Regions from separate parts of the Mus musculus genome. Here region 2 is linked to region 1. Evidence: chromatin loops called from intact Hi-C (ENCODE). Cell type or tissue: left cerebral cortex. All regions are shown on one strand. Each heading gives the region's core, and the rest is flanking DNA. Links, peaks and the distances in the headings are about the cores only.

Evidence for each region. Peaks named below come from ENCODE experiments on the same cell type or tissue, not always from the same donor. Only the 100,000 strongest peaks of a DNase experiment are listed, where the experiment ranks them.
Region 2: it touches region 1 in a loop (14-fold over the local background); 23 of 42 quality-filtered maps call a loop at or near these places.

Annotation. Positions count from the first base shown.
Region 1 is chr13:84,943,392-84,959,381 of GRCm38, reverse strand. No RefSeq gene overlaps it. Among named protein-coding and RNA genes, the nearest start is that of Gm34196, 45 kb to the right of the region's middle. In left cerebral cortex, for the core only: a CTCF peak has its summit at 8,309 (motif pointing left); DNase peaks (open chromatin) are centred at 6,002 and 8,303.
Region 2 is chr13:85,155,038-85,171,027 of GRCm38, reverse strand. No RefSeq gene overlaps it. Among named protein-coding and RNA genes, the nearest start is that of Ccnh, 26 kb to the left of the region's middle. In left cerebral cortex, for the core only: a CTCF peak has its summit at 6,056 (motif pointing right); a DNase peak (open chromatin) is centred at 6,127; H3K4me3 peaks cover 196 bases.

The DNA.
Region 1 (15,990 bases), core at 4,095-12,094:
TGAAAAGTCTTTTCTATTTTCTCTTTCCAGGGAGATCCATGCTTTCCCTTATAGTTCCCCTCTTTACCTATCTTTTCTTGCTCTTTGGATTGTAGCATGATCATCATTTACTTAACAGCTAATATCCATTTATGAGGGAGTACATATGATATATGTCTTTCTGGGTCTAGATTATCTCACTCACGATGCAAATTTCATGGTATCAGTTTTTAAACATCTGAGTAATAGTACATTGTGTAAATATACCGGTTAAGGCACATCCCAGTGGTTTCCAGTTTCTTGCAATTATGAATAAAGCTTCTCTGAACACAGCTCATCAAGTGTCTTCATTTTGGGTATATGCCCAAGAGTGATACAGCTGGGTCTTGAAGTAGATTGACAGACAGTTTTCTGAGGAACCACCATATTGATTTCTATAGTGGTTGTACACGTTTGCACTCCCACCATCAAAGCAGGGGTGTTTCCTCTATCCTATCATATTATTTGGGTTTATTGTTATTCATATTACTATAGATTTGGTTTCCATGTTCATTCAATTTCTGTATATAACTCTAAGTCCATTAAAAGAAAGTGAAACAATTATAGGACATTAGCTTTTAAATCATGTAACATAGTTTCTGAGGTAACTAAAAGTAGGGAAATTATTGTAGCTGATGTTTATTGAATAAAATTTAAACGCAGTAGCTTTGTAATATTTTTAAAATACTCATAGCCACATTTAAATACAGAAATAGCTATAGATGAAAAAAATATTCTTTTTCCTATATGGTCATTGTTTATATCAAGCAAGTTATTAATGAATGTTGTAGTTTGTTGATAATACAATGACATTATTCCTTTAACATAATTCTATCTGATGCAACTGAAAGTTTGTTAATTTTCTTACTCAAATGATCAAAGATCAGAAGAATTATCCTAACATGTGTACATATACACAAAATTTACAAGTCTTAACACTGTCATATTGAACATATATGCAACAACTATGCTTGAGATTTAGGCTTAATATGCTTAGGGCTACAAGTCTTACTCTCTTTTGATAATGATTTTATCCTGTTTCATGTTTGTAATATTGATAACAAATGCCTTTTTATTGTCATAAATAAAAATTTCAAGGTAAATCTAATTTGTGATTAATGTATCTTCTAGTAAAGCCAAGTTATATGTTGAAGATGGATAGTACTGAGGCCTATAATTCTTTGTAAACTGTAGACAATTGCATAACATCTGAGTCCCTCAAGAAGTTCGTGCACAGAAAAGTTTTTTTTTCTTTTTTTTCCATTTTTATTAGGTATTTAGCTCTTTTACATTTCCAATGCTATACCAAAAGTCCCCCATACCCACCCACCCCCACTCCCCTACCCACCCACTCCACCTTTTGGCCCTGGCGTTCCCCTGTACTGGGGCATATAAAGTTTGCGTGTCCAATGGGCCTCTCTTTCCAGTGATGGCCGACTAGGCCATCTTTTGATACATATGCAGCTAGAGTCAAGAGCTCCGGGGTACTGGTTAGTTCATAATGTTGTTCCACCTATAGGGTTGCAGATCCCTTTAGCTCCTTGGGTACTTTCTCTAGCTCCTCCATTGGGAGCCCTGTGATCCATCCATTAGCTGACTGTGAGCATCCACTTCTGTGTTTGCTAGGCCCCAGCATAGTCTCACAAGAGACAGCTACATCTGGATCCTTTCGATATAATCTTGCTAGTATATGCAATGGTGTCAGCGTTTGGATGCTGATTATGGGGTGGATCCCTGGATATGGCAGTCTCTACATGGTCCATCCTTTCATCTCAGCTCCAAACTTTGTCTTTGTAACTCCTTCCATGGGTGTTTTGTTCCCAATTCTAAGGAGGGGCATAGTGTCCACACTTCAGTCTTCATTCTTCTTGAGTTTCATGTGTTTAGCAAATTGTATCTTATATCTTGGGTATCCTAGGTTTGGGGCTAATATCCACTTATCAGTGAGTACATATTGTGTGAGTTCCTTTGTGAATGTGTTACCTCACTCAGGATGATGCCCTCCAGGTCCATCCATTTGGCTAGGAATTTCATAAATTCATTCTTTTTAATAGCTGAGTAGTACTCCATTGTGTAGATGTACCACATTTTCTGTATCCATTCCTCTGTTGAGGGGCATCTGGGTTCTTTCCAGCTTCTGGCTATTATAAATAAGGCTGCTATGAACATAGTGGAGCATGTGTCCTTCTTACCAGTTGGGGCATCTTCTGGATATATGCCCAGGAGAGGTATTGCTGGATCCTCCGGTAGTACTATGTCCAATTTTCTGAGGAACCCCCAGACTGATTTCCAGAGTGGTTGTACAAGCCTGCAATCCCACCAACAATGGAGGAGTGTTCCTCTTTCTCCACATCCACGCCAGCATCTGCTGTCACCTGAATTTTTGATCTTAGCCATTCTGACTGGTGTGAGGTGGAATCTCAGGGTTGTTTTGATTTGCATTTCCCTGATGATTAAGGATGTTGAACATTTTTTCAGGTGCTTCTCCACCATTCGGTATTCCTCAGGTGAGAATTCTTTGTTCAGTTCTGAGCCCCATTTTTTAATGGGGTTATTTGATTTTCCACAGAAAAGTTTTTAAACTCCGGAAAACCTTTTATCATTTTATCTAAGTCTGATTCAATCCAAATGATACTGTGTGTTCTTCACTTGATTTGCTTCAACTTTTCTCAGGTCCCATATAATTTAAATCCTATCTGATGTTTATGATGGTAATGAATATATAAACTGTCTGGAAGCATGGATGTTTTGTATTCATTTAAAAATGGACATTGTATAATAGTTAAACACCAAATAATGTGTTACTTGTTCTGAAATATTTATTAAAATATATTGATCATCTCATTAATCAAAGTATTTATTTCTTCATGTAAAACTCATTTTTATTTTTAAATAGAAAAGATAAGGATAAAGAGGGGCAAGCATATAGACAAGTGTTAACATGAAATGTTCAAGTCAACTGAGTTTTTAACTAACAAGTAACTGAAAAGTTCTATAGGTAATCTCCTATATACTATTAAAAATATATTTCTGTCAGTCAGTACATTTGTTTTTGAAAAATCAGAAAATGTCAATCAGAAAATGTCACATTAACACTAATGTATAAAACAACATTACCATATAAACTTTCAAAACTGGCAATTTTGTTGGGACAGCTTTGGCCTTGAGGTAATTACATGCAATAGCATAATAGTTACCCCAAACCCCAGTGCATCCTTGAGTGTTCCTTTTGAAGAGAAGCCAGAGTCTATTTTTAGGTGATGGTGTTATGGATCTCCATATCAGTTCAATCAACACAAAGCTCCTGTTCTACCAATCCATAATTTATTGTGTAGTTTAGAAAAATGCAGTGGATCATAATTTAAAGAACAAAATTTATTTCTTTTATCTCTTAATTGGACTATTTTGTTCTTTTTATATAATTTAAGATAATATGTTTTTTGTGGAGTAGGTTTGGCTGATAATAGTCGACTAATCGGCATCATCTTCCACAGTGCAGAGCCTAGCAGACAGTAGACTACTTGACATAGCTCGACAGTGATGAGCTATGGAGAATGAGAAGAGACATTTAGATATTTAACAGCATGTATCTATTCAGCAATGCCCTGGAAGACTAGCCTATTGAAAATAAACAGTTACTTTGCTGAGCAATGTCACAAATCACATGAAAGTTTTCAGTAGGATGGTAGGTATAGAAGATAAGGAACTGTAAAATACTAAGTGCTTGATAGACTTACAAACCATAAGTAGGTTAGCATAGCATAGTGCAGTACAGTGTAGTACAGTACAGTGAAGTATAACTTTCAGCCACAATTTCCCTGCCTAAATTCACCTTAGTTGGAATGCAAATTATTTTTGCAGCTGGTAAACAAAGCACATTGTGGGTCTTTGTGGAGGAACCATCCTTATACTGCAGCCAGATTCATTTTTCAGTAGAAATTCATAGATTATATTTTAGCATTCATGCTTTCTGTCTGCCTCTCAGTTTCTTTCATCGATGCTGCATGCAATAATGAACACGGTGATAGATGGTAGACGAGGACAAATGTTGATCGCACCATTTCATATCTTAAGGTCTTCCTATTTTAGCTATCTTTTCTAGAAAGGACAGACTATAGTAACCATAGACCACTTGAGCACTAGGGACTGCTACTTTGAGATCTGAGTTTGTTCCTTTAGTTTTCCTAAGGTAATCCATTTCCATATCCTCATATATCTCCTTGGAAACCTTGGCATATTTGTGATCTTCAGTCTCAAAAACCCAAGGGAAAGAATTCTAATTCTAATCGAACTGAGAGAGCTCATCTTCTTATATAGAAAGAAGAGTGGATTGCAACACAATATGAACAAACCTGTGAAGAAAGAAAGGCTGGGAGCTGTAAGGACAGCCTCTGGGGGCTCTTTGCAAACTCAGTGATCTTAATTACTGATGGAAGCAGCAACAAATACTTCAAAGGGGAGTTATTTTTTCAGTTAAAAAAAAACTTAATTTTTCCCCCTCTGTCCTTACTTTATCTTCCCTCCCCTGCTTTGTTAGTGATAAAGAACAGTTCCCACTATCAAATTGTAAAGTGTATCTTAAAAGGAATCTATTCATTGCAGATTTTTTTTTTTTAGTTTTTTAGGGTTTTTTATTTTAAGAACAGACAATTCCTAGACCATAAAACTGCATTTTAAAACTTAAGTTATATGGGAAATAGCCTATAGATAATAAAGAATTCTCACTTATGAAGATGGCTCTATTTTTCCATTGAAGAAATTTCAGTTTTGAAAAAAAATGTTTCCAAGTGATATGCAGCTGTTTTCCACCAATGTGAATTCATGTTGTAGCCAGACACATCCATGCACAGCTGACTTCTGCAACTTAAAACAGGTGTGCCACACAAACGTCATGTCACTTTCCAAACTTGTGTTTTCTGTTTCTCACAGGCTCTTTGAAGTGCCATTACTGACTTTTGGATACCACTATAGAAGTGTAATAGTACCGATTTCAGGACATACTTTTTTTTTTCTTAATAGGCCAGATCTATTTTAATGTGTGGTGTGTATTATGTGTACATATATGTACATGCCTCAGCAAGCATGTGAAACTCTTAGTATCCAGCACTTTTGCTTTTCGCTTTTCTTTCTTTGTATTTATTATTTTTACAGCTATCACTTGTTATCACTCAACTTACAGATTATTAAAGTTCTGCATTGTCATTTTGCTGTGCACTGATTCAAATGACAACACTGTTAAAACTAAACAAGCTTTTGAATTGTCCTGATATTTGATAGAAACCCACAGCCAGGTATTCTTCTGCACTTACATTGTGATCCAGAAAACAGGTGGCTGTGTATGTACAGAACCACACCTGGTCAAGCACACAGACAGCTCCAGCCCTGGGCTACACAGGTTTATTACTCCTTTGGATTGGCAGGGTAAATCATTTACACATGATCATGAAGTGCACTGAGTGCACTGTTCTCCCACTTACTGTGTGTTCACTGTAAGATGAAAGTAATGACTGTTTATCTGGAGAAGAAAAATCTATATTTATTTTATTATTAGGTGCTTGACTGATGATCACCAGGCAAAAAACACGTCTTTTAAAAGTTTAATTTTTCAGTTTTTCTAGCCTTTTACTTCTCTTTTGCTTCTAGATAATTTAAATTTTCAAAGGCTAGTAAAACAGCAAGAACACCTAGTAGGTATGAGTCTAATAACTACTGTGACAAGTGAATAGCAACAGTGAGAAACTCTGGTCCTTAAAGCTGACCCTCTGTTCAGCCTGCATATCACCCAGAACAGCTAAATATTTCCATGCAAAAATGTAGTTGTTACATCTTTCTTCCTTTCCCCCCCCATAATTATGTAACAGATTTTCAGCTGTATTTAGACTTTTAAAAAAACTATATTTTAGATGGTAGGTGCTTTAATCTGCCAAATATTGAAGTATGGGTGGATATTTCTCTCCCTTTTGCTCTGTGCCACCAAATGCCTGAGGCATCTGTTGACGAACAGTGGGAAGGATATCTAGAAGAGACAAGTCTATGTGCATCGATGCCAGATGGAAGTCAGTCTTTGTAAATGGTTCACAGGCTATTGCTGTGTGTACACACACAAGTGTTTTATTTAGGGAAAATGCTCCTGTGTATGTATAATTACAAACTTTCAAATTGATTGTTGATATTTTAATATTTATGTCATTTGGATCAAGCAACTAATATACATATTTAATATAGTATAGCATAGTATAGCATCTTATTTTGACAAAAAGATGTTATAATCAGAACTAAACACACTGTAGATGATGACATGAGAGTAAGGATTTTAGACACATATGTGTGTATAAATATGTGTGTGTGTGACTTTCAGTTTTAATTCTTATCATTTATTGATACCAAGCTGTCAACTTGGCTTATTTCCTTCTTGTCCACTTGTATCACTATTGCCCTTATATATTCCACTGTGTCTTTAACAGAATGGAAAACAATAGCTTTGCTCTTAAAGCTCATATAGTCTAGATGTGGGGTTTTACACTGGGTTCCCAGCATGTGGAAGACAAATAGGAGAGTCAGAACATCAAAGGCATCCTTGGGTACATAGTAAATTTGACACAAGCTTGGCTACATGAGATCCTGCCTCAAAGAACCAAAATATAATTTTTAAATGACCTTAAAATCAAAATTACATAAGAAGTGAAACAAGAGTCTGAAATGTAAGATACTTGCTGCTTATTAGAAGAAAAATTGATAGAAAAGTGGAAGGCAAATAAACTCTTTTTCCCCAAGTTTCTTTGTCATGGTGTTTCACCTCACCAATAAAAACCCTAAGACACTAGAACATGTAGAAGGTGGCCAAAAGAGCATTAGATAACGAGAGAGGGGGAATGCAGACAGAAAGACACATGTTGTGAAAGATGTCCTAAAGCTAATTGGCTATTTTTCTGGTTTCAACTCTGTTGTCCCCCCCCCCCTTTTTTTGGTTTGTTTTGTTGTTTTTTTTTTTTTTTTTTTTGTGATGCGTGAGTACATACATATGTAGTTGATAGTGAAAGCATAGAACCTACAAGAGCTCCTTGGCGTTAGAGGGCTATGCTAACTATAATTCACTGCAACACATAGAATTTGGGACTGGATAAGTTTACAGAGGAGCTAGAGAGAGTAACCAAGGAACTGAGGGGATCTGCAACCCTATGGGTGGAACGACAATATGAACTAACCAGTACCCCCTGGAGCTCGTGTCTCTAGCTGCATATGTATCAGAAGATGGCCTAGTAGGCCATCAGTGGAAAGAGAGGCCCATTGGCCAAGCAGACTTTATATGCCTCAGTGCAGGGGAACGCCAGGGCCGGGAAGTGGGAGTGAGTGGGTGGGGGAGTGGGTGGCGAGGGTGTGGGGGACTTTTGGGATAGCACTGGAGATGTGAATGAAGAAAGTACCTAATTAAAAAAAATATTAAAAAAAATAAAAAAGAACACAGACAACCAGTGTACTTTCCACTCAAAATATTTTGACCTTGAAAAAAAATAGGCTTTATTGTTTAGACTCAAGGTTCTAATACTTTGAACAATTTTGTGCTAATACATTTTATGTATAATTTTCACTGTTGCTGTCTTCAGACACACCAGAAGAGGACATCTGATCCTATTACAGATGGTTGTGAACCACCATGTGGTTGCTGGGAGTTGAACTCAGGACCTCTGGAAGAGCCATGTCTCCAGCCCCATACATTTTAAAATTTAGAGCAAACAAACCATTTTCTGGGACAGCTTAGGTACCAAGTAAGACTCTGTGTCAAGGGAGCAAAATAAGCCTCTTATAGAAATAAATTGGAGCTTTTGATAAGTCAAAATTCCACTTGTTAAAAAATTTTTTGGCAAGTTCTTGTTATCAATAACCCACTAAATCTGACTAGTGCTGCTGAATGGGTCCATGGGTCTGTGGGTACCCGTGGGGGCGTGAGTAACCTGCCAGTAGCCATATTCCAAAGAATGAAAAATGACAAGACAGCATGAAGTCGGGAGGGTGATGGAATGGAGGCACTACAGGTAGTTAGTTGATCACAGGAGGTAGTGATGGATGGATATTGCAATACAACTTTTAAGGAAAAAAAATATAAAAGTACCTTGTAACAACAAAAAGGGAATTTCTAGTTAATGACACTGTATATAATGACTTGAATATCCAATAATAAAAGCTGTACGAAATTATGGAGATAAACAAATTATTAATGGGACCTGCCTAGTTCAGCCATTACAAGTACTTACCTATCTTACAAAGAAGCATGATACAGTCCACAGCACCCCCTTCTGGTTGCAATAAGTACCTGTAACTCCAGCTCCAAGCAATGTTACTTCCTCTCTGACCTTCAGGGACAAAGATGTGCATAGGTGCCTTCTAACATGCACACACATGAAAATGAAAAGTGAACCCTAGAACCTATTGCTTAAAAGAAATTAAATATAAACAATTAGATGAGCAAAAATTCTAGAAAAATTGCCATAACGACTGTGGTTCTTTCTGCTCTTGTGGATCGCTGGCCAATAATGCCAACAAATGGGGGAGGTGGAGTTCAGAAGCCCCGTGAATGAATGACCACACTGAGATTGGCTATAAGGACGCAGACCAACTTTACATAGTATCGTGGAAATGACTTTTGTTTTAATGTCAGGAAATTTTGGTTTGCAATACTGGAAATAGTCTTGTCTGCATTCCAGTAGGAATGTGTCTGCAACACACCAGGCTTGCTGCTGGCAAGATCCCTCTGAGCATTCTTTAAAGGGGAGAATCACTGACTTCAGTTTAGTATCCTCTAACGACCGTAGAGGGCCTCTCCAACTCTCCCCTTCTTAACGCAGGCTGGCTTTAATGTCAGGACATGTATTTTGAATCTATGCAAGAGGTTCCTTCCTGCTGTGCTTAATTTCTGAGTCCAGTGCTGTCACACACAAAAAAAGATGCAATGTGACACACAGTGCAAAGAGCATATATGGTTTTCATCAGCACAAGACCTCGTGTAAATTGTCTTGCTTTTCCTAGTCAGGCAGACGAGCTCCACATCTCTAAATGGTTTTATGTTATGCTGCGAATAGAAAATAAAGTTACTTTTTAAATTGACTAACATTTTGCACATAGGGCTGAACGTATCCAGGTGAAACAGAAAAAAATTCCGGTATTTAATTCTAGTTTGTGCTAAAAGGAATATTTATTAAACTGATAATGTTAATGGCCTCGTGATATTTCTATTTTGATTCCTATTTTAAACTACCTTGATGATTATAATCATAATCTAAAGGGAAATGTCAAATCTTTAAAAAGTTTCTAATAATTTACATAAATAAAAATGATAACATTCCACACATCTAAAATACTAATTTGTTCTGGGGACAAGATAAATATCAGGGTTTCCTTTCATTGATTATGAAGCCATCAGAACTGTGATATAACCTACCTCTATGACAAATAAATAAGTTGAAGAAGAGATTATTAAGTGAATAAGCCTTGGGTAATGATGATTAAATTGGGGATGTGACCTGCCTTGTAAAACAGGCCATTAAGGGATGAAACAAAGTTTTAAGTAGTTAAGAATCTTCCAGACAAAAGCTTTCATTTCCTAGTTGCAATAGTCAAATATCTGACTTAGCTCTGATTATTTTTTTTGTTACCAAGGGGAAAATGCTTTTTTTTTTTAAATATCATGATTTGCATGTGTAACATCATAGTTTGGGATACAGAAAATAAATTATGATCTGAATGCTTCAAAGCTTGTATTTTGTTCTTGTTTTTTGTTTTGTTGTTGTTGGGTTTTTTGTTTGTTTATTTGTTTGTAATCGCATCTTTCTTTCTTGCCATGATTCTTCCCTCTCTACCTTTGTATTCACAATTCCAGAAAATGAGGGAGAGGATCAAGAGCCTCCTTCCTGCTACTGCAGCCGGATAAGGGAGAAGAGAAAGCTCAGGGTTTCCTTTGTTGAACAGTGATTCAGGAAGCAGAGAAGGAGTATGGACCAGGTAAGAGTTAGAGGATGCCCACCAGGCCTCTCTGACTCACATGGAGATGTCTTCTGGTGGAGAACCACCATCAAAGCGCAGAACCTGGCAGTTGGTATGATCCCTCAGGACTCACAGTACCTGTTGAGTTACTGCACCCTGGGATTTCCCAGGCCAGCTGCATGGCATGGTTCACTGGTAAACCAAGTGCGTATCCACCTGATGGAAAATAACAGCATTCCCAGGTTATTTAACAAGCAGCTAATTTTAAGGAGGGGCTCTGTTTCAAATCTCAAGACATTCTTCCCAACCATATGATTCTCTTTCTCTTGCAATAGCATTCCTATTTGTTCCCCATCTCTTTAGAAAATATTCCTCAATATTCAACCCAGAGAATAAACAGCATTATTGTCCAGGACAAAAGGTTACCTTTTTTGCCTATACCACTAATTTTGCTACATTGACATTCTGATTTCAGTGGATCAGTAGAGAGTCATGGTGAATGAAATCAAGCATGTGATCTTACATTTATCTGACACGGTGATGGGTTCAGACCCATAACTTCTCTAGCACACTTAATATCGAGCTGCCTTGATTCTGTTTTTTCTTTCAGGTTTCACTCTTCCTACCTATTTTAGGGCACCACCTGCAATTAAAAGCCTTCCCCTTTAAGTCTACTTTTCTAATCTATCCTGTAGATGGAGATCCATTTGGTCCTTTCATCTTTAAAATCTACATTAGTCTCTCTATAAGTCCAGGATATCTCATATGGCCCACCAATCTGGTGGTTTGAAATAGCATACACTAAAATTTCTATGTGCATCACTTGCTTATCTTTCCCTCCTAATCCATGGCCCCTTGTTCTTAGCAGCTGTTTAACCATTCCATCAGTAGGGAGTTGAGATGAGCTCTTCTTGTGTCTTCCTTGTTCATTTCAGATTCATTGACTATTCAAATATGCATACCATCCCCTGCGAGAAGTGACCCCCATTTTCTCCCTTCCTTACTTCCCACCATGTTCTTTTTTTTTTTTTTTTTCTGGGAAATGTTATTTTCTTTTTTTTCCCCATTTTTTATTAGGTATTTAGCTCTTTTACATTTCCAATGCTATACCAAAAGTCCCCCATACCCACCCACCCCCACTCCCCTACCCACCCACTCCCCCTTTTTGGCCCTGGCATTCCCCTGTACTGGGGCATATAAAGTTTGCATGTCCAATGGGCCTCTCTTTCCAGTGATGGCTGACTAGGCCATCTTTTGATACATATGCAGCTAGAGTCAAGAGCTCCAGGGTACTGGTTAGTTCATATTGTTGTTCCACCTATAGGGTTGCAGATCCCTTTAGCTCCTTGGGTACTTTCTCTAGCTCCTCCATTGGGAGCCCTGTGATCCATCCATTAGCTGACTGTGAGCATCCACTTCTGTGTTTGCTAGGCCCCGGCATAGTCTCACAAGAGACAGCTACATCTGGGTCCTTTTGATAAAATCTTGCTAGTGTATGCAATGGTGTCAACGTTTGGATGCTGATTATGGGGTGGATCCCTGGATATGGCAGTCTCTACATGGTCCATCCTTTCATCTCAGCTCCAAACTTTGTCTCTGTAACTCCTTCCAAGGGTGTTTTGTTCCCAATTCTAAGGAGGGACATAGTGTCCACACTTCAGTCTTCATTCTTCTTGAGTTTCATGTGTTTAGGAAATTGTATCTTATATCTTGGGTATCCTAGGTTTTGGGCTAATATCCACTTATCAGTGAGTACATATTGTGTGAGTTCCTTTGTGAATGTGTTACCTCACTCAGGATGATGCCCTCCATGTCCATTCATTTGGCTAGGAATTTCATAAATTCATTCTTTTTAATAGCTGAGTAGTACTCCATTGTGTAGATGTACCACATTTTCTGTATTCATTCCTTTGTTGAGGGGCATCTGGGTTCTTTCCAGCTTCTGGCTATTATAAATAAGGCTGCTATGAACATAGTGGAGCATGTGTCCTTCTTACCAGTTGGGGCATCTTCTGGATATATGCCCAGGAGAGGTATTGCTGGATCCTCCGGTAGTACTATGTCCAGTTTTCTGAGGAACCGCCAGACTGATTTCCAGAGTGGTTGTACAAGCCTGCACTCCCACCAACAATGGAGGAGTGTTCCTCTTTCTCCACATCCACGCCAGCATCTGCTGTCACCTGAATTTTTGATCTTAGCCATTCTGACTGGTGTGAGGTGGAATCTCAGGGTTGTTTTGATTTGCATTTCCCTGATGATTAAGGATGTTGAACATTTTTTCAGGTGCTTCTCTGCCATTCGGTATTCCTCAGGTGAGAATTCTTTGTTCAGCTCTGAGCCCCATTTTTTAATGGGGTTATTTGATTTTCTGAAGTCCACCTTCTTGAGTTCTTTATATATGTTGGATATTAGTCCCCTATCTGATTTAGGATAGGTAAAGATCCTTTCCCAATCTGTTGGTGGTCTTTTTGTCTTATTGACGGTGTCTCTTGCCTTGCAGAAGCTTTGCAATTTTATGAGGTCCCATGTGTTGATTCTCGATCTTACAGCACAAGCCATTGCTGTTCTATTCAGGAATTTTTCCCCCTCTACCCATATCTTCGAGGCTTTCCCCTACTTTCTCCTCTATAAGTTTCAGTGTCTCTGGTTTTATGTGGAGTTCCTTAATCCACTTAGACTTGACTTTAGTACAAGAAGATAGGAATGGATCAATTCGCATTCTTCTACATGATAACCGCCAGTTGTGCCAGCACCATTTGTTGAAAATGCTGTCTTTTTTCCACTGGATGGTTTTATCTCCCTTGTCGAAGATCAAGTGACCATAGGTGTGTGGGTTCATTTCTGGGTCTTCAATTCTATTCCATTGGTCTACCTGTCTGTCTCTATACCAGTACCATGCAGTTTTTATCACAATCACCATGTTCTTTTGGATTACGCTCCTGCTCAAGCCCCCTGAATCACTTTTGATATTCCCTGTCATGATGCCACACCTATAGTTACAGTGACAAATGCTCTGAGGTGACTGTTCTAGTAAGTTAAGTAGGCTCCCATAGGTTGTTTGTCCTTTTTTTAAAACACTGGGATATTTATCTTTATTGAACTACTTACAGTTTCTCTTTTAATCCTAAAAAGTTTGAGTTTCATCATCTAGTCCTTGTTCTCAAAGCTGGATTTCAATTACTATTTGCTGTGTTTGGTGGGAGAGTATTTCCCACAAGATCACTGACAAAGTATATAGGCTAATCATTTCAAGGTATTTCATCTTTTGAAAATAACTTAATGCCGGGTGTGGTGGCGCATGCCTTTAATCCCAGCACCCGGGAGGCAGAGGCAGGCGGATTTCTGAGTTCAAGGCCAGCCTGGTCTATAAAGTGAGTTCCAGGACAGCCAGGGCTATACAGAGAAAACCTGTCTCGAAAAACCAAAACAAAACAAAAAAAAAAAAAAAAGGGGAAAGAAAATAACTAACTTAATTTTATATTCACAATGAATGCGGTTTTCCTTGTAGATTTACGGTTTGAAAATTGCTAGTATTCAGAATGCTGAAGGAATCATCCAATTTTTTTCTTTCCCTTCCTTCCTTCCTTCCTTCCTTCCTTCCTTCCTTCCTTCCTTCCTTCCTTCCTTCCTTTCTTTCTCTTTTCTTTTCTTGAGGAAAGAGTTTATTTCATCTTATATCTTACAGTACATTATGAATGGTGCTCAGGACAGGAAATCAAACATGAACTTGGAGTCAGGCACTGAAGCAGAGATTATGAAGGAATAGAATCACTATCTTGTGCACACTGGGTTCTTATTTCAGCTGTTCAGGGATGACACTTGCAATAGAAAATCACCAGTCAAAAATATACTCAATGATCTTTTCCTGCTAGACAATCTGATGAAGACATTTTCTCAACTAAAGTTTCCTTTTTCAGTTTTTAAAGTTTCTTTTTTCAGTCCTGTTGGACTATATTTGATAAAAAAGAAAGAATAAAGGAAAGAAAGGAAGAAAGGAAGGAAGGAAGGAAGGAAGGAAGGAAGGGAGGGAGGGAGGGAGGGAGGGAGGGAGGGAGGGGAGAGAGAGAGAGAGAGAGAGAGAGAGAGAGAGAGAGAGAGAGAGAGAGAGAGAGAGAAAGGAAGGAAGGAAGGAAGGAAGGAAGGAAGGAAGGAAGGAAGGAAGGAAGGAAGGAAGGAAGGACAGGCTTTCACAAAGAACTAGCTCCTAGTTTTGTTGATTCTTTGCATAGTTCTTTTTGTTTCTACTTGGTTATTTCAGCACTGAGTTTGATTATTATCTGCCATCTACCCCTCTTGGGTGTATTTGCTTCTCTTTGTTCTAGAGCTTTCAGGTGTGCTGTTAAGTTGCTAGTGTATGCTCTCACGAGTTTCTTTTTGGAGACACTCAGAGCTATGAGTTTTCCTCTTAGCACTGCTTTCATTATATTCCATAAGTCTGGGTATGTTGTGCCCTCATTTTCATTAAATTCTAAAGAGTCTTTAATCTCATTATTTCTTCCTTGATCAAGTTATCATTAAGTGGGGTGTTGTTCAGCTTCCATGTGTATGTGGGCTTTCTGTAGTTTTTGTTGTTATTGAAGACCAGCCTTGGTCTGTGGTGATCTGATAGGATGCGTGGGATTATTTCAATCTTCTTGTACTAGTTAAGGACAGTTTTGTGATACCATGAGGTGCTGAGAAAATGGCATATTCTTTTGTTTTTAGGATGAAATGTTCTATAATATATGTTAAAACCATTTGGTACTGTGTCTCTGTTTAGTTTGTTTCCATTATCTGTCCATTGCTGAGAGTGGGGTGTTGAAGTCTCTCACTATTATTGTGTGCAGTGAAATGTGTGCTTTGAGCTTTAGTAAAGTTTCTTTTATGAATGTGGGTGTCCTGGCATTTGGAGCATAGATGTTCAGAATTGAGAATTTATCTTGGTAGACTTTTACTTTGATAACTTTTGGTTGAAAGTTGATTTTTATTCAATATTAGAATGGCTACTCCATCTTGTTTCCTAGGTCCAGTTGCTTGGAAAATTGTTTTCCAGTCTTTTACTCTGAGGTAGTGTCTGTCTTTGTCCCTGAAGTGGGTTTCCTGTATGCAGCAAAATGTTGGGTCCTGTTTATGTAGCCAGTCTGTTAGTCTATGTCTTTTTATTGTAGACCTGAGTCCATTGATATTAAGAGATATTAAGCAATAGTGATTGTTGCTTCCTGTTATTTTTGTTGTTAGAGTTGGGGTTATGTTCTTGTGGCTATCTTCTTTTAGATTTGTTGAAGGATTACTTTCTTGCTTCTTCTAGGGTATAGTTTCCATCCTTGTGTTGGAGTTTTCCCTTTATTATTCAGTGAAGGCTGGATTCGTGGAAAGATAGTGTGTGAATTTGGTTTTGCCATGGAATTCTTTGGTTTCTCCATGTATGGTAATTGAGAGTTTTGCTGGGTATAGTGGCCTGGGCTGGCATTTGTGTTCTCTTAGGTTCTGTATAACATTTGTCCAAGACCTTCTGGATTTCGTAATCTCTGGTGAGAAGTCTGGTGTAATTCTAATAGGTCTGCCTTTATATGTTACTTGACCTTTTTCCCTTACTGTTTTTAACATTCTATCTTTATTTAGTGCATTTGTTGTTGTGATTATTATATGTTGGGAGGAATTTCTTTTCTGGTGCAAACTATTAGGAGGTCTGTAGGCTTCTTGTATGTTCATGGGCATCTCTTTCTTTAGGTTAGGAAAGTTTTCTTTTATAATTTTATTGAAGAAATATACTGGTCCTTTAAGTTGAAAATCTTCATTCTCATCCATACCTATTATCCTTATTTTTGGTCTTCTCATTGTGTCCTGGATTTTCTGGATGTTTTGAGTTAGGATCTTTTTGCATTTTGCATTTTCTTTGATTGTTGTGTCCATGTTTTTAATGGAATCTTCTGCACCTGAGATTCTCTCTTCTATCTCTTGTATTCTGTTGGTGATGCTTGCATCTATGACTCCTGATTGCTTTCTTAGGATTTC
Region 2 (15,990 bases), core at 2,812-10,811, 210 kb before region 1:
AACTATTCTCAAAAATAAAAAAAAACTTCTCAGGGAATCACTATCCCTGACCTCAAGCTGTATAACAAAGCAATCATGATAAAAACTGCATGGTATTAGTAGAGAGACAGGCAGGTAGATCAATGGAATAGAAGTAAAGACCCAGAAATGAACCCCCACACTTATGGTCACATGGTCTTTGACAAAGGAGATGAAACCATCTTGTGGAAAAAGGACAGCATTTTCAACAAATGGTGCTGGCTCAACTGGTAGTTATCATGTAGAAGAATGTGAATTGATCCATTCTTATCTCCTTGTACAATGCTCAAGTCTAAGTGGATCAAGGAACTCCACATAAAACCAGATATACTGAAACTAGTAGAAGAGAAAGTAGGGAACAGCTTCAAACACATGGGCACAGGGGAAATTTTCCTGAACAGAACACCAATGGCTTATGCTCTAAGATCAACAGTCAACTAATGGAATCTCATAAAACTGCAAACTTCTGTAAGGCAAAGGACACTGTCAATAGGACAAAATGGCAACCAACAGATTGGAAAAATATCTTTACCAATCCTATATCCTATAGAGGGCTAGTATGTAATATATACAAAGAACTCAAGAAGTTAGACTCCAGAAAACCAAATAACCCTACTTAAAAAGGGGGAGGGATGTGCAGAGCTAAACAAAGAATTCTAAATGGAGGAATATCGAATGGCTGAGAACTGCCTAAAAAAAAAAAAAAAAAAAATGTTCAACTGCCGCAGACCCTCTGGGTCCCTATGTCTGTGTGGAACGGGTCTCTTGTCACAGGTGGGCAAAGCTTTGGATGAGATGACAGACAGATGCACACAGGAGAGGTTGTGTAGAATCTGAATGTATTTGTCAGGTCAAGCATCAAACTTTTTATAGTACAGAGAATACAAGGGGTTGGAAGTCACATCAGGCAAGGTACTTAGAAGTTACCAGGTACAAAACAAAGGAATGACTGCAACAGGAATTACAGGAACCAGGTAAATCTTTACAATAAATATAAAGCAGTCCTGCCTAGGATCAGCTTAATGACAGGCAAGAATTTCACACTTTAGTGTTAATACCTTTGAACCTCGGGAAGGCTAAATTCTTAACTTATCTGGAGAATCTCCATTTGTCAGGAGAGTATACCAACGTGCTTTTGGTATGCAATGTAGCCTGTACTAAAGATTTCTATCTCAGTGAGATTCCCTGGCTCTTTCTGCAGACCAGTTGAGCCACTGGCTCCATCTATTGTAATGTTTAATTAGTTACTGAATAGGTTAACTTCCTTGCTGCCTTCTCACAGGATTCTAAGCTAGGCAGCTTCTGGGATCTTGGAACACTGGGGAAACTGACTATAACAGAATTAATCTTAAGAGGCATTTATAATAAAATATTAAAAGAGAGCTCGTAGATCCATACACCAGACTAACTCGGGAATAGAGTATGAGAATGAGAATGCCAAAACTCCAGGAGGAGATCTTCCTTGAAACTCTTTGCCTTGTGAGTGGCTTTTAGGCTTCACAGCCTGTCAAGCTGACTCAACCGGAGTGCCGTGGCATTCCTTAGTCATCAGAGAAATGCAAATAAAAACTACCTTGAGATTCTACTTCACACCAGTCAGAATGGCTCAGATAAAAAACTCAGGTGACAGCAGATGCTAATGAGGATGTGGAGAAAGAAGAACACTTCTGCATTGTTGGTGGAATTGCAAGCTAGTACAACAACTGTGGAAATCAGTCTGGCAGTACTACTCAGCTATTAAAAACAATTTCATGAAATTCTTAGGCAAGTGAATGGAACTAGAAAATATCATCCTGAGTGAGGTAACCCAGTCACAAAAGAACATACATGGTATGAACTTACTGATAAGTGGATATTAGCCCAAAAGCTTGAAATACCAGAGATACAATTCACAGACCACATGAAGCTGAAGAAGAAAGACCAAAGTGTGGATGCTTCAGTCATTTTTAGAAGAGGGAACAAAATACTCACGGGAGGAAATAAGGAGACAAAGTGTGGAGCAGAAACTGAAGGAAAGGCCACCCAGAGACTGTCCCCCATGGGAATCCATTCCATATACAGACACCAAACCCAGACACTATTGCAGATGCCAAGTGCTTGCTGACAGGAACCTGATATAGGTTTGTCCTGAGAGGCTCTGCCAGAGCCTGATAAATACAGAGGCGGATACTCCCAACCAACCACTGGACTGAGCATGGTTTCCCCATGGAGGAGTTAAAGAAAGGACTGAAGGAGCTGAAGGACTTTGCAACCCCATAAGAAGAACAACAATATCAACCAACCAGACCCCCCCCCCCCAAGCTCTCAGGAACTAAATCGCCAACCAAAATGTACACATGGCTCCAGCCTCCTATGTAGTAGAGGATAGTGTTGTTGGACATCAGTGGGAGGAGAGGCCCTTGGTCCTGTGAAAGCTCAACACCCCAGTGTAGGGGAATGCCAGGGTGGGCAGGCAGGAGTTGGTGGGTGGGTCAGGGAGCACCTCATAAAAGCAGGGGGAGGGAGGATGGGATAGGGGGTTTCTGGAGGGAAAACTGGGAAAGGGGATAACATTTGAAATGTAAATAAATAAAAGATCCAAGAAAAAAAAGGAAAAAAAAAAGTAATTGTGATTGTCACAGTTCGTATTTTTACTTATATTCATTGAGCCATGAGCCATTGTTAAGGAAGCCCAGAGCATGTAACACCTTCTGGAGCCTGAGGTTCAGCCCTAAAAAGTATTGCTATAAATTTAATGTTATTAATTAATCTTCAAAATACTACTCTAAGCTTTTTATCAAAACTACTGCTCTGGGATGGTGAAAAACATGGCAAGTTCTACCGCATACATCGAGTATGAAGCCCATTACCATGATTATTGTACAGGGAAGTTGGTTACAATAAAGTTTAAACAATGGATAAAGTATCATGTAAAAGTACTGAATGCAAGAAAAGCAAATCCATATCCCAGGTAATTGTAGCCCCCACTGCAAAGTCTATCTAGAACTATCCATTTTTTTTCCTCCTTCTGCCATTATCGCACACTCTTCCATCCACTCCCATCCATAATTTCTGTATGTATACCTGTATGAAGTAGAAAAGCTAGGAAATTTTTCCGTATTGCAGCTCTTTTTTTGCATGGGTCACACTTTGTACTTCATTTAGGGCTTGTAGGACCTGAGTCTAATTACAAGTCTAAAATCAAAGAAGAGATAAGTGCAATGAAGTGGGTCTTGAAACGAATCCACAGTGACAGTCATTAAAGCTGCTCAGACAGTGCAGACCTGGTAGTTTTACACTATAATATTGAGGTTGATACTGTGAGCAAAGGGAGTGAAACTTCCGTTAGCAAAGAATAAACTTTAGGGGCTCAATTTCAGCAGTTTTTTTCCTGATCTTCTCACTCCTCTTCATCCCATATTATATGATATTATTTCCTAACCAGTGCCTTCAGTTTGACATAAGTGCCCCATGAGGCAGGAAGTTGAGCTTCGGTTACAATTTAATCAGACACAAAAAGTAATTCAGCATCTTATTTTCAATAATCTCAGACTGTAGGTCTTCATCAAGACACGTGCAGTACCAGAGTTATTAGGAACCAGAGGACACCATAAGAACATGACCCACAAAATCAGCTGACTGAGACTCATAGGGGCTCACAGAGATCAGAGATCCTGTAGGTGTCTGACTTAGGACCTTTGATATGTGTTGTGACTGAATAGCTTGGTGGTCTTGTGGGCATCCTAGCAGCAGGGGTGGGTGCTGTCTCTGACTCTTTTGGCTACTTGTAGAAGTAGGGGAGGGAGGGAAAACAGCAGTCAGGATGTTATACATGAGAGATGAATGAGCGAGAGAAAGAAAGAGAGAGAGAGAGAAAGTACTCAATGTGTCATCTTTTTCTGTTGATGACTTTTCTTCAGTGTCAGTGAAACAACCAAAACTTTCACTATATAGTTTCTGTTTTGTCCTCATTTGCTTTCCATTGCTGTGATAAATACCCTGACTAAAATCAACACAGGGAGTAAAGGGTTTGTTTCATCTTATGACATATAAACATCATGAAGAAAAGTCAGGACAGGAAATCAAAGCAGGTATCTGGAGAAAGGGACAGAAACAGAGATTGTGGAGGAATGATGCTTGCTGGCTTGCTTTTTTTGATGACTTGCTCAGCCTTCTTTCATCTAGGCCCACCTTTCTAGGAGCTTAGGTAAGCCATTAGAACTTCCCACAGTAGACTAGGTTCTCCAAAATCCAGAGGACCCTTACATTTGCCCCTTACACTTGCCTACAGGCCAATGTGATAGAGACATTTTCTCAGTAGACATTCCCTCTTCTTGGATGACCCTAGTTTAACAAAGTTAAACAAAGTTAACAAAAAACAACCAACACAGCTTCCAAGAGGTGTTCTAGATTGTGTTCAGAGTTACCCAGCTCTCAAATTCTCGTAATTGGCTGGCTCACGGTATCCAACACATATACTTTATTTTTCTCTATTACCACTTCACACTGGTCCATTGTTGTGATTGAGCATGTGTTTATATAAAAAATTGATGAACATAGTTATGGATGCTGAGAAATCCTATAACCCAATCTTCTTTCTGTAACCTCCAGCCCAGGAAACAGTTCCATTGAGCACCTGAAGTGCCAGGAATCATGAGAAGCAGTCATGACAACAATTGTTTTTGAACATGAAAGAGTTAGTTGGACAGGGAGAGGAGTTATCATTTAAGTGCTCCTCCACCAGTTTCCACACTCATTTGCTTGCTGTCATCCAGCACTGCTTCCAGGCTACAGCTGTGGATACAGAGCACTTGACCTGCAAGGCCTAAAATATTTACTCTCTGACCCATTATAGAGTACAGTTAATTCAATGCTGTCCCAGGAGACTGGTTTTGAGAGTTTAGTATGTATACAAGTCACCTGGGGGATCTTGTTAAAATGCTGACTTTGATCTAGGAGGTCAGGCCCCAGGTTTATTCCCATCTTGCTCCCCAGGGAAGTCATGCTATTAGGTTGTAGACTACATTCTCTTTCTAGATTTTTCTCTCTTGTCATAGCTCCTGACCACATCGTCTTTCAAACTTATACTTATTTGAGTTTCTTTAGGTCCATTGAGCTTAAATCCCAATTACTTCTATGTCTCTCTAAATTGTTCTAGTGATGATAAGGATCATACATCTTCCAGCACAAAACTATTACAAAATAAAATAAAAATCTTTGCATTCATATATTAAGTCAGACTGTAGGGTTGATATTTAAGCTTTCTGCAAGCCTTTAGAAAGCAAACACTACACTTCAATTATGAATGGAGAAACTGCTTACTATGCAAATTGCTGGGTGACCAAAGAATTAAGAATATGATATTAATTTCTCTTCTTAATCTCATTTTCAGAATTTTCTTGAGGAGATATCAATAAACTGTAATAGGCAATCATGTATGAAAGTTTACAGACTATGAAAATGGTTTATTTTGTCACTAAGAATCATACACTCAAGCCTTTTAAGAGAAATTTTAAGTAGTTAAGCAAGATGAAGAAGAATTTTGACAGTAAAAATTAGCCAATTTATTTTGCTTTTCTTCTAATCAACAGAAATTTCTACCTGAACTATTTCAGTATATCTTGAGAATAAATGTAATGTGATTATAGGCTACTTGAAAGGCATCCTGGAGACATAAAAAGCAGTTTTAAGTGTTTGGCATTTCAAAAATCCTCATAGCAACTCTGTATCTCTACCAAAAATTATATGCAACTCCACTTCACTATCTAACACATTTAGATGAAATAAATGCAAGTAAATACTCTTTTCATAAATGTGCCCAAAGAAATGTAATAGAGAAAGTATACACACACACACACACACACACACACACACACACACATTCAGGTCTTGCAGTATTTGAGCTCTAAATATTCTAAGAGTCAACACATTTGTCCTTTAATCAACATAATAGTTTTGGGTTTTTAGTTTGTTTCTATTAGCATTCAATTATTAAAAGTAGCAGGATCAGAAAGAAAAAAAAAAAAGCAAGCAACCACCTTGATATATCACAGTTTATCCACATGGTGGAGCCATGTGGCTTAGATCCTGGAGGTTCCAGATTTATTATTCTCATCATTGTGAAACAACTAATTGTAAACCGAGCCAATCAAAGTCCTACATGTAGATTTCTCGGCTACTATGTGTTCTGCTCTCCGAAATCTCTCACTTTAGCACACTGAAATGTTGTTCTGACCCAGTCTGCTTTCAATAGTAGTAGTTCTCAGACCTGGGTTTTGCACTAAAGCCAAGTGCTTACCTGGACAGCTTTTAAACTCTGTCTACTCCTTAGCCTAAGTGAACAGGATCTTTCCACGGTGATACATGGGCAGTGATGGATTTTAAGGCTCCACAGGTAGTTCTATAATGAAATTGATGCTGCATACTTTACTATTGTAAATGTTCCAAAAAAAAAAAATCTAGTTGCATTGTATTTTTGGTAAAAGCATTCACTGGCTCCCTCACTGACTCAAAGATAAAATCAACCTCTTTCACATGATGAGCAGACCTTCTATAACATCTGACCATTTCCTTCCGACTGTCATCACCACTCTCACCTACTTCAATCTGTGCAAACTCAGCCTATAGAATTGCTTCCAGATTTCTAAACTTCAGACTTGTCTACACGTCTAAGCTTGTGCTGATATGCCCAACAATGAATAGAGTAGATAATTATTAATATTTATTGAATGGCAAAATTAAAAATATAAATCAGCTCTCTTATATTTAATGCAGGAATATCTATTTATGACAAACACATCTTAAATGTTTGCTTACCTTTCCATGGAGTGGAGTACAGCATGTAGCATCTCATCAACCAGCAAACCTTGCATAGATTTTAGGGATTCTATGTTCTGCCAACTGACTCAACTTCGAGGTAACATTTGAAACCTCCTCAGGAACCGCTGCTCCTCCTTTATCTCTTTTCTCACTCTAAATTTAAACTCTAGTACCAATGTTTGAAGCAACAAAAGCGTTGCTTGCATGTGAATTATGCTCCAGGCATTCTTTCTGAATTTGTAAGACCCTGGACAGTCATTCGGAATGTTTGCTCTGATAATAGTTCTCGTTCTAGAAATGCTGTCATGCTATCAACCTTTATCATTAAGGCTGATTTCCCCTCCCCACCAACACACATATACTGAGGGCTGGGTATCAAACAAAAGTGCTCTATCACTGAGCTTCAAACTCAACCATGTAAATAGATTTAAATGTCCTGTAAATCAGAGACAAACTAGTAGATTGAAGAAAAAACTGATATAAAATACTAATATACCTTCCTGCCAATGCAGTGATTAAAAGGCAGTAATTAATTTTTTTTTCTTGAATAACCAGATCATGTAGGTAAAAGTGCTAAGGTCCAGAATAATAATGAGGTCCAGAAAAGTCATCTTATTTCAGGGAAACAAGATATGTTACTCAGGGCTCTCTAAAGAAACATAACTTATAGAATAAGTGGAATCTTACAGGCTGTAGTCCAGGTAGTCCCAACAATGGCTGTCTCCTGGCTGACAGATCAAGAATACAGTAGTTGTTCAGTCCACAAGATTAAATGTTTCAGCTATCCCAATTTGGTACTGGAGTCTCATGGAGGTCCTAGATTGTGGGCACTTTTCAGTCAACATTGGAATTTCAAAGAAGTAGGTTCTAACAGCAGTGAAAGAATGACTTGGGAACAGAATAGATGAACTTGTCATTGAGAGTGAGGAGAAGCAGGCAAGAAGTTTTCCATGTCCTTTCAAGTGAACCAGAAGGTGTGGCCCAGATTTACAGTGATGCTTCTGACCTCAAATAATACAACCAGGAAAAAATCCCCCATAGGAGTGTGTCAAGCTGACAACAACAGCTGTTACATAAGGGAAAAGCCTTCCAGCCTTGTGGTGGTTTGAGTGAGAATAGTCCCTAGAGGCTTACATATATGAATGTTTGGTTCCTAGTGCGTAGAACACTTTGGGAAGGATTAGGATGTGTGACTTTCTTGGAGAAAGTGTGTCCACACACTGGTGTGTAAGACTTTGAGGTTTCAGAAGCCCATGCCAGGCCCAGTCTTTGGCTCTCTGTCTATAAGTTACAGATGAAATGTAACCTCTCCATTACTGCTCCAAAACCATGCCAGCCTGCCTGCTACTGTGCTCCTATCCCATGATAGTCATGGACTCACATTCTAAAGCTGTAAACAAGTCCTCAACTAAATGCTTTCTTCTTTAAGTTACCGTGATCATCGTATCTCTTTACAGCAATAGAACACTAAGACAAGCTGAAATCCATATTTGGAATATGGACAGCATTTATACACAATAATAACCAAGAGGTTTTGCTTTTCTAACGTAAATTCAAACATGCTGCTCAAAAAATTAACTTGTGTTTTTGTGATGTTGAGTAGTCTTAACACTATTCTTTAGTAAAGACAATAGATACTAGTAAATTTTATTTACTTATTCATTTTATTTTTATTGGGATAGGTACTCATGAAGCTTAAGCTGGTTTTAAACTTACTGTGTAACTGACAAAGACTTTGAACTCCTGATATTCCAGTCTAGAGCTCCTAGGTGCTGGGAATTTTATTGCTTTTAATTACTATATTAGAAAATTCATACTTGGTGATATGAATGTTTTATGGTTGAAGGTCCTTGGACATTGGGATGTGTACAGAATATATTTTGTTTATATAGAGCAAGCATATATATATATATATATATTGAAGCTTCAGAGTCATGCTTATAAAACGTAGGGGCGCCGGGTGGTGGTGGCGCACACCTTTAATCCCAGCACTTGGGAGGCAGAGGCAGGAGGATTTCTGAGTTGGAGACCAGCCTGGTCTACAAAGTGAGTGCCAGGACAGCCAGGGCTACACAGAGAAACCTGTCTCATAAAAACAAACAAACAAAAAACAAACAAACAAATAAAAAAATCACCCCAAAAACATAGCGGCTTTTAGATATATGGGTTCTGGTTTCCTATGTAGCATTCAAGTTGCATACTTGAACAACAACTTACCTTCTTTATAAAATATAAACTAAAGATGCTGATATAATCAATTCACAACTTTAAATGAAAAGGACTTTCAGTTGTTTAATATATTGCTGTTGATAGACTCTTTCTTGTCCTCCTCTTCCTCTTCCTCCTCCTCCTTCTCTTCCTCCATTACCGGTGCTTTTTCTTTCTTCTGGGATTAACATTCTGCTGTTAGTAATGGTTGCTGATCATAACACACTGTGATGTGCTATGTGTAATACAGGCTTAGGATATCAACTCTACCTACTTGTAATTTGCCAGAGTTGTTAATACTTCCAGAATATTAGAGGATGATAGGAAATTCCTAGGTCAGAGACAAAGGACTTAATTTCTCACAGCACAGCCGACAACATTGAGCCCCAGCATACTTACATGATTCTCCTTGTCAAGTCTCTGAGACAGGCCAAACAAATACGTACACATACAGTGGGCTGCTGAGAGAGTCCAGAAACCAAGAGCTCAATGTCTTATTACAGAAACTGCTTGACATCAGTGTTTATATTTTAAAATCTGGCATATAGAGCAAAATCATACAGGACATGGAAGATATTTCCAAGAGTGTCCAGGCATTGGCTCTTCTTATTCAAATCCAGGAATTATTTCTTTAAATTCTTTTTTATTAAATGCATCATGTCTGACGAATTTCTCATCTGCCATTGAAATAAGAAGGCACATTGAAATAAGTAAGCCAACACTATTACTTACAATACCTCTCCTATCCTGTTTCTTATACTTCTCAAATTCATGACCTCTTCTTAATTACTTATTAATTCTTTATATACATATAATTGTTCACACACGCACACACACACACACACACATATATACACACACACATATACAAATATATATGTGTATATGTATCAACTCACCAACTTACCAAGTCGATTTGGTGTTGCTCTTGAGAAGTAAGACCTTGTGATAGAGTTCCCCACCTGTGTTGACATATCAATTGGTATTGCCATTATACAGGTCTTATTTGGGCAACCATTCTGTTGAGATTTCATAGGTGCTGTTTCCTGTGATGTCTAGAAGATATTATCAGACAGCGGGTATCCTGATCCTCTGACTCTCACAGTCTTTCTGCCCCCTCTTCTGTGATGCTGACTGAGGCTTAGAGGTAGGGTTGCAAAAGTTCTACCAGGAGAGGTGGGACACCTCATGATCATGTTTTCCCTCTGTATTTTAAGCCACAGGGTCTTACCTCTACATGAAGTGCTACAGGAAATAATGGGTGCTTAGAATCTGTTTTCTCCAGGGTTGAGCCCCCTGATAGGTTTTCCTATCCCAAGTAGTCATCCCTAAAGACATGTACATATGAGCAACATAAAATGGAGTTGGTAAGTTGATATATATATATACAAAATGCAATTATATTTATATACATACATACATACATATATAATTAATTAATTAATAATTAAGAAGAGGCCATGAGTTTGAGAAGTGTGGGTTTCTGTAATTATCTCCATCTCCTGTAAAAGAAGCTGCTAATGAGGGATGGCAGCTGCACTTTATCTGTAAGCACAGGGGTATTGTAACTATAGTTAGAAGTGATATTGGTTTGGAAAAAGACTAGTAGGTTTTTCTCTAGGGTCTGTGACCTCTCTACATTCTTTGTTAGTTGGCTAGGTTTATAGTCTGAGGCAAGAATTTATTTTATGCTGAAAAATAAGAATTTAAAAAATAGAATTTATTTTGTTAGGTAGGGCTTAAGTCCAATCAGACAACTGTGAGTTGTCCTTAAGATAAAAGTGCTACTGTTGTATAAATGACGGTATCTTGCCAGGCCAGCATGGGTGTGGCTTACATGCTATACAAATGGGTAGGACCAATGGTCACTTTTCTCGATTGGTAATTTGCATTATCACCCTCAGATACTATAACCACTAGTTTTCAAGAAGGAGGCTGTATTCTTCTCCAGTTCAACTTGATTCTTCCAAATCCTAGGTCCAAAGTGTGTGGTACTTTCAGCAATAGGGTCTTTCCTCTGGGAAGCAACCAATAGCAAGGGTATGACAGAGGATTTGTTGTTTTTGTTGTTATTTTTGTTTTGGGGTTTTGTTTTGTTTTGTTTTGTTAACTTGACTACATCTAGAAATAGCTAAAACCCCAAAATAGAGTGCCCAACCTGTTGAAGTGCTCAAGGGAATATAACTTTAGTATTCAGTTGTGAATATTAAATACATCTATTAAACATGATATATGAGGAATTTTTGCTTACTTTGGAGTAGGAAGATTCACTCCTACTATGGATCTTTGAGGTAGGAAGACATGACTTTAATCCAGATCCTTTGAATTGAAAGTTGACATGTGATTCAACTCAATAGACAGTGTTCCACTTTCAGTCCTGTTTAAAAAGATGCAATTCTTGTGTTTTCTAGTTTTGAATACATGATACAGATAATCTCCAGTTGCTAGTTAAAATAGTGTTTGTAGTCTATAAGAAAAAGTTTCCTACATTTTTTTAATTCTGTTAAACTATTAGACCAATGTGTGTTTTATATAGTATGCTGTGATGGTGGTTTTTTTTTTTTTTCCTCATCATAAAAAGCTTAGGGAAATTTAATGTAGACCATACAAATATGCTGCCATAGAAGTTGAGGAAAGTAAGGTGAATGACTGAAGGTTGTCTTGGGTTATGTGCTTGGTGTCAAAACCATGAACAGAACCAGGCTCAATGGATTCCTCATCTGATCCTTTTATGCTTTTGGTAACCACCCTCTGCTTTCCCTAAGCACACCTGTCATGACAAAGACCGTATTTATTCTGAATATCTTCCCATATTCACATGTCAGAAAAGATAACATGCCATTTTTCTTTCTTTCTTGATGCCTCTACTGCTTCAAGGGAATATAACTTTAGTATTCAATTGTGAATATTAAATACATCTATTAAACATGATATATGACAAAAAAACCTATATCCTGCATTCAAATTTATACTGTTATTCAACATCCTGAAGTGTATGTCAATGCAGAGAATACAATGGATCACCTTCTAAGTACCTGTGTCTCACAATTCTTAGGGCTGCAGTCAGAAAGCTCCTGCAGCATGTCAAACTTGATACCCCCATGCCCCTTCCTTAATCTTGAGCAAAGAACAAAAGGACTACCGCCCTTGTATGGTAACTGATGCACAGACATCTGTCCCAGTTTCAAAAGAACTGATGCCGTCACAATCTGCCCCCAGGGTTCCAGTAGGCATTCCTGACATTCTGCACGAGATTCCCATAAAGTGAGAGGTTCATTATGATCTTTCAGGTGTGCAGGCGGACTTTATAAAGCTAGGGGAACAGCACAGAACAGTGAATTCTGGAGTTTGACAAAATTAAGCGGATTCTTACTTTGGCAGTCACTAAGTGCACTGTGTTAGCAAACCTGTTGCTTATATCTTTTTGTACCCACACTGACTTTTGTTCTTCAGAAAAACTGCAACTTCATCTTTTTCTTGAAATATCTTAAAGCCTTGGTTTCTCTTGGATACATATTGTAAAAATGTACACGGCTCTAACAAAAATTTTGTGATTATTTAAATTCATCTATAGAGGACTGATGGAGAATCTAGGGGGAAAAGTGAGGTTCTCATACTATTTGTTAATTCTTCTTCTCTTTCCTTTTCTAATTATAAAAGACCAAATTAGAAAATGTTTTACATTATATAATGTAGACGAAGGATGACGATTAAAAGGAAGGCATAGCATACATTAGAAAAGATAAGACCTTGAGCTTGTGAGACGAGTCAGTGGGGGAAAGTGCTGTCCAGTGCAAAGGCAATGATCTGAGTTCAGTTCCGGGAACCCTCATAAATATGGAAGGGGAAAACTGATATTACAGAGTTGTCCTGTGACTATCACATGCATGCTGTGGTGGACTCCCATATGTAAACACTTAGGACATACACAGAAACAATGAAACTTAAATAGAAAGCAAAACCCAAACCCACAAACAAACTAAAAGCAAGGCATTGTGTGTGTTTAAATTGTTATTTATGCATTTTAGACTCATTCATGGAAATGGTGATACCCATAAAATTCCTCTGCATATGGTGTGTTTGATAAAGTGTCGTAGGCCCAATATGGTCATAGCCTTTACTGTGGCATCAAAACTGTTAAAAAACAGTTAAAAATTGGCATTAAATAAGTTAAGAAAATTTAAAGAAATGTAGAGTGAATTTCCAATGTGTCGGTTACAAATGAATTCTATAGTGTTAAGGAAAAGCACCCCAGAGTTTCTATAGACCCTAAAATGCCTCCTGGGAAATGGTTTATTTCTCCCTTTTTTTTTTTTTTTTTGCCTTTTTGTTTTGTTTTACTTTTGAAACTATAATATATAAGCAAAAGATATGTTTTTTTTAAATCCCAGACAAAGCATTGTGAAATAAAAGTATCACCCCCAATCCCATTGAGTTTACTTTCTGTTGACCATCTACTACTGGACATGTGATTTGTATACCCAATGAGACTCCATTGAAGAAAACTAATTTTCTTTTACAAGCAGTTACCAATTGGCGATAGTTTTTGAGTTGGAGGTAAGGGTTTGTCCTTATATCTACTCTTTTTAGAGGGACCAGATCTACCACATACCTATGTAGGTCCCATGCATGTTGCCACAGTCTCCGTGAGTTCCTATGAGCCTCAATCCTCTTGTGACCAGAAGGGCTCCATTCCTTGGTGTCTTACATCCTACTGGCTTTTACAACGTTTCTACCTCCTCTTCTACAAAGTTCCCTGAGCTCTGAGGGGAGGGGCTTTATGGAGACATGGCATTTAAGACTGATTGTTTCAAGGTCTCTCACTCTCTTCACCTTGCCCAGCCATGGTCTCAATATTTGTTCCCATCTACTGCAGGAGGGAAATTCTCTAATGAAGAATGAGCAAGATACCAATGTATGCATATAACAGAATGTTGCAAGGAGGTTATCTTATTTGTACCTTCCTTTAGTGGGACAATAGTAGTATTTGATTTTCCGCTAACACGAGAGGGCTGCTAGACTGGGTCTAGGGCAACAAAGACGGAATATAGATTTTAGTAAGTAATAACTAGGGAATATCGGAGGGAGTGGGATTAGCCACATTGAGGTTAGGAAATGGCCCAACCATTAAGTTATTTTAGGCATATCAAAATATAAAGGCTGGGTGTGTGTGTTTGGGCATCTGTGTGTTTATCTGGGAGCTCAGAACATTGGAGCAGGTCACAAGGAATTTGCAGTGCACCCTGGATCAATTTGAGTGTTTAATTGGGTACTATTACACAAATCTACTCTCTTTCTGTCTCGAATTGGAAATGAATAGGCTACTAAGAGGTAAAAACAAAATATAACAAAATAAAATAAAGTAAGATAAAGAGAAAACATCATATCAAAGTTGGACAAGGTAAATCATCAAGAGGAAAGAATCCCAAGATCAGGCAAAAGAGTCAGAGACCCTCTCATTCACACACTCCAGAGGCCCATAAAAATACTAAATTAAGAGCTATGATATATATGTGGAAGACCTAGTGCAGACTTGTGTCAGTCTTGTACTTGATGCTTCAGTCTCTGTGAATTCATATGAGATGTGCTAGGTTGATTTATTTCATTCCCTGTGGCTCTTACACTCTGCCTCCTCTTCTATGGGGTTCCCTGAGCTCTGAGATAAATTTGATGGTGACATCACATTTATAGATATGAATTCCAAGGTCTCTCTCTCTCTCTCCCTCACTCTCCCCCCTTTCCCCCTCTCATTCTCTCCCTCTCTCCCTGACCCCTCTTCCCTCTCCCCTCTCTCTTTCTCTCTCTGTACGTTTGTATAGTCTGGCTGTGGGTCTCTATATTTGTTCCCATCTGATGTAGAAGGAATGTTTGTTTGTTTTGTTTTGTTTGTTTTTTGTTTTTGTAGGGTTTTTTTGCTTGTTTGTTTTTTGTGTGGGGTTTTTTTTTGTTTGTTTGTTTTGTTTTGTTTTGTTTGTTTTGTTTTTTTGAGACAGGGTTTCTCTGTATAGCCCTGGCTGTCCTGGATCTCACTTTGTAGACCAGACTGACCTCGAACTCAGAAATCCTCCTGCCTCTGCCTCCTGAGTGCTGGGATTAAAGGTGTGTGCCACCAGGCCCGGCTGAGGAATGTTCTTTATATTTGTTCCCATCTTCCCATCTGCTGTAGGTAAAAGGTTCTCTGATAATGGCTGAATATGGCAGAAAATCATTAAGAGTCAATATATATATATATATATATATATATATATATATATATATATTAGATCAATAGAATGCGGTTTTACCATAAGCCATAAGTCTCTGGGCTGTTTGCTCTACACTACACTTTGTCATAGTGGCAGATATGAGCTCTATCTCATGGGATGGACTTTAAGTCAGATTGGACATTCATTGGTTACTCCCACAAGCTTTATGCCACCATTGCCCTAGCACATTTTTTAAGCATGACAGATTGCAGATCAACAGTCTTGTGGCTGAGTTGGTATTTATGCTTCTTTTTCAGTAGCTTGCGGAGTACCTTTCATTACCGATGGCACTAAAACACAGGGGTGAAAGTTTTATGTAGGCACTGGTTTGATTTCACTGTGTTCAGTGAGTTATGTGTGTGTTGTCTTCAGCAATGGTTGTCTTTACAACTTGCTGTCAGTTTATGGAGAACAACGTATTCTTTTTGTGGCAGCTTAGATTGTTTGGGAATTTCCATGGGACCCCATTGGACAACAACTCAATTGGACGTATATATCTTAAGAAGCTTCTGTTGTGTAAGACTTCCAAACAACTCCTTGACTGGCCATTCATTATAGCTGTCCTTACCCATATTCCCTCCATTGTCCCCACTTTTCTCTCCTTTTCCATTTGATCCTCCCATTTTCACCCCCCCACCGGCCATGTGGAACAAGTGGACCTTTCTCCCAGACAAAAGAACTGGTAAGTTTGAGTGATCCCACACTCGGTAAATCTCAGAGT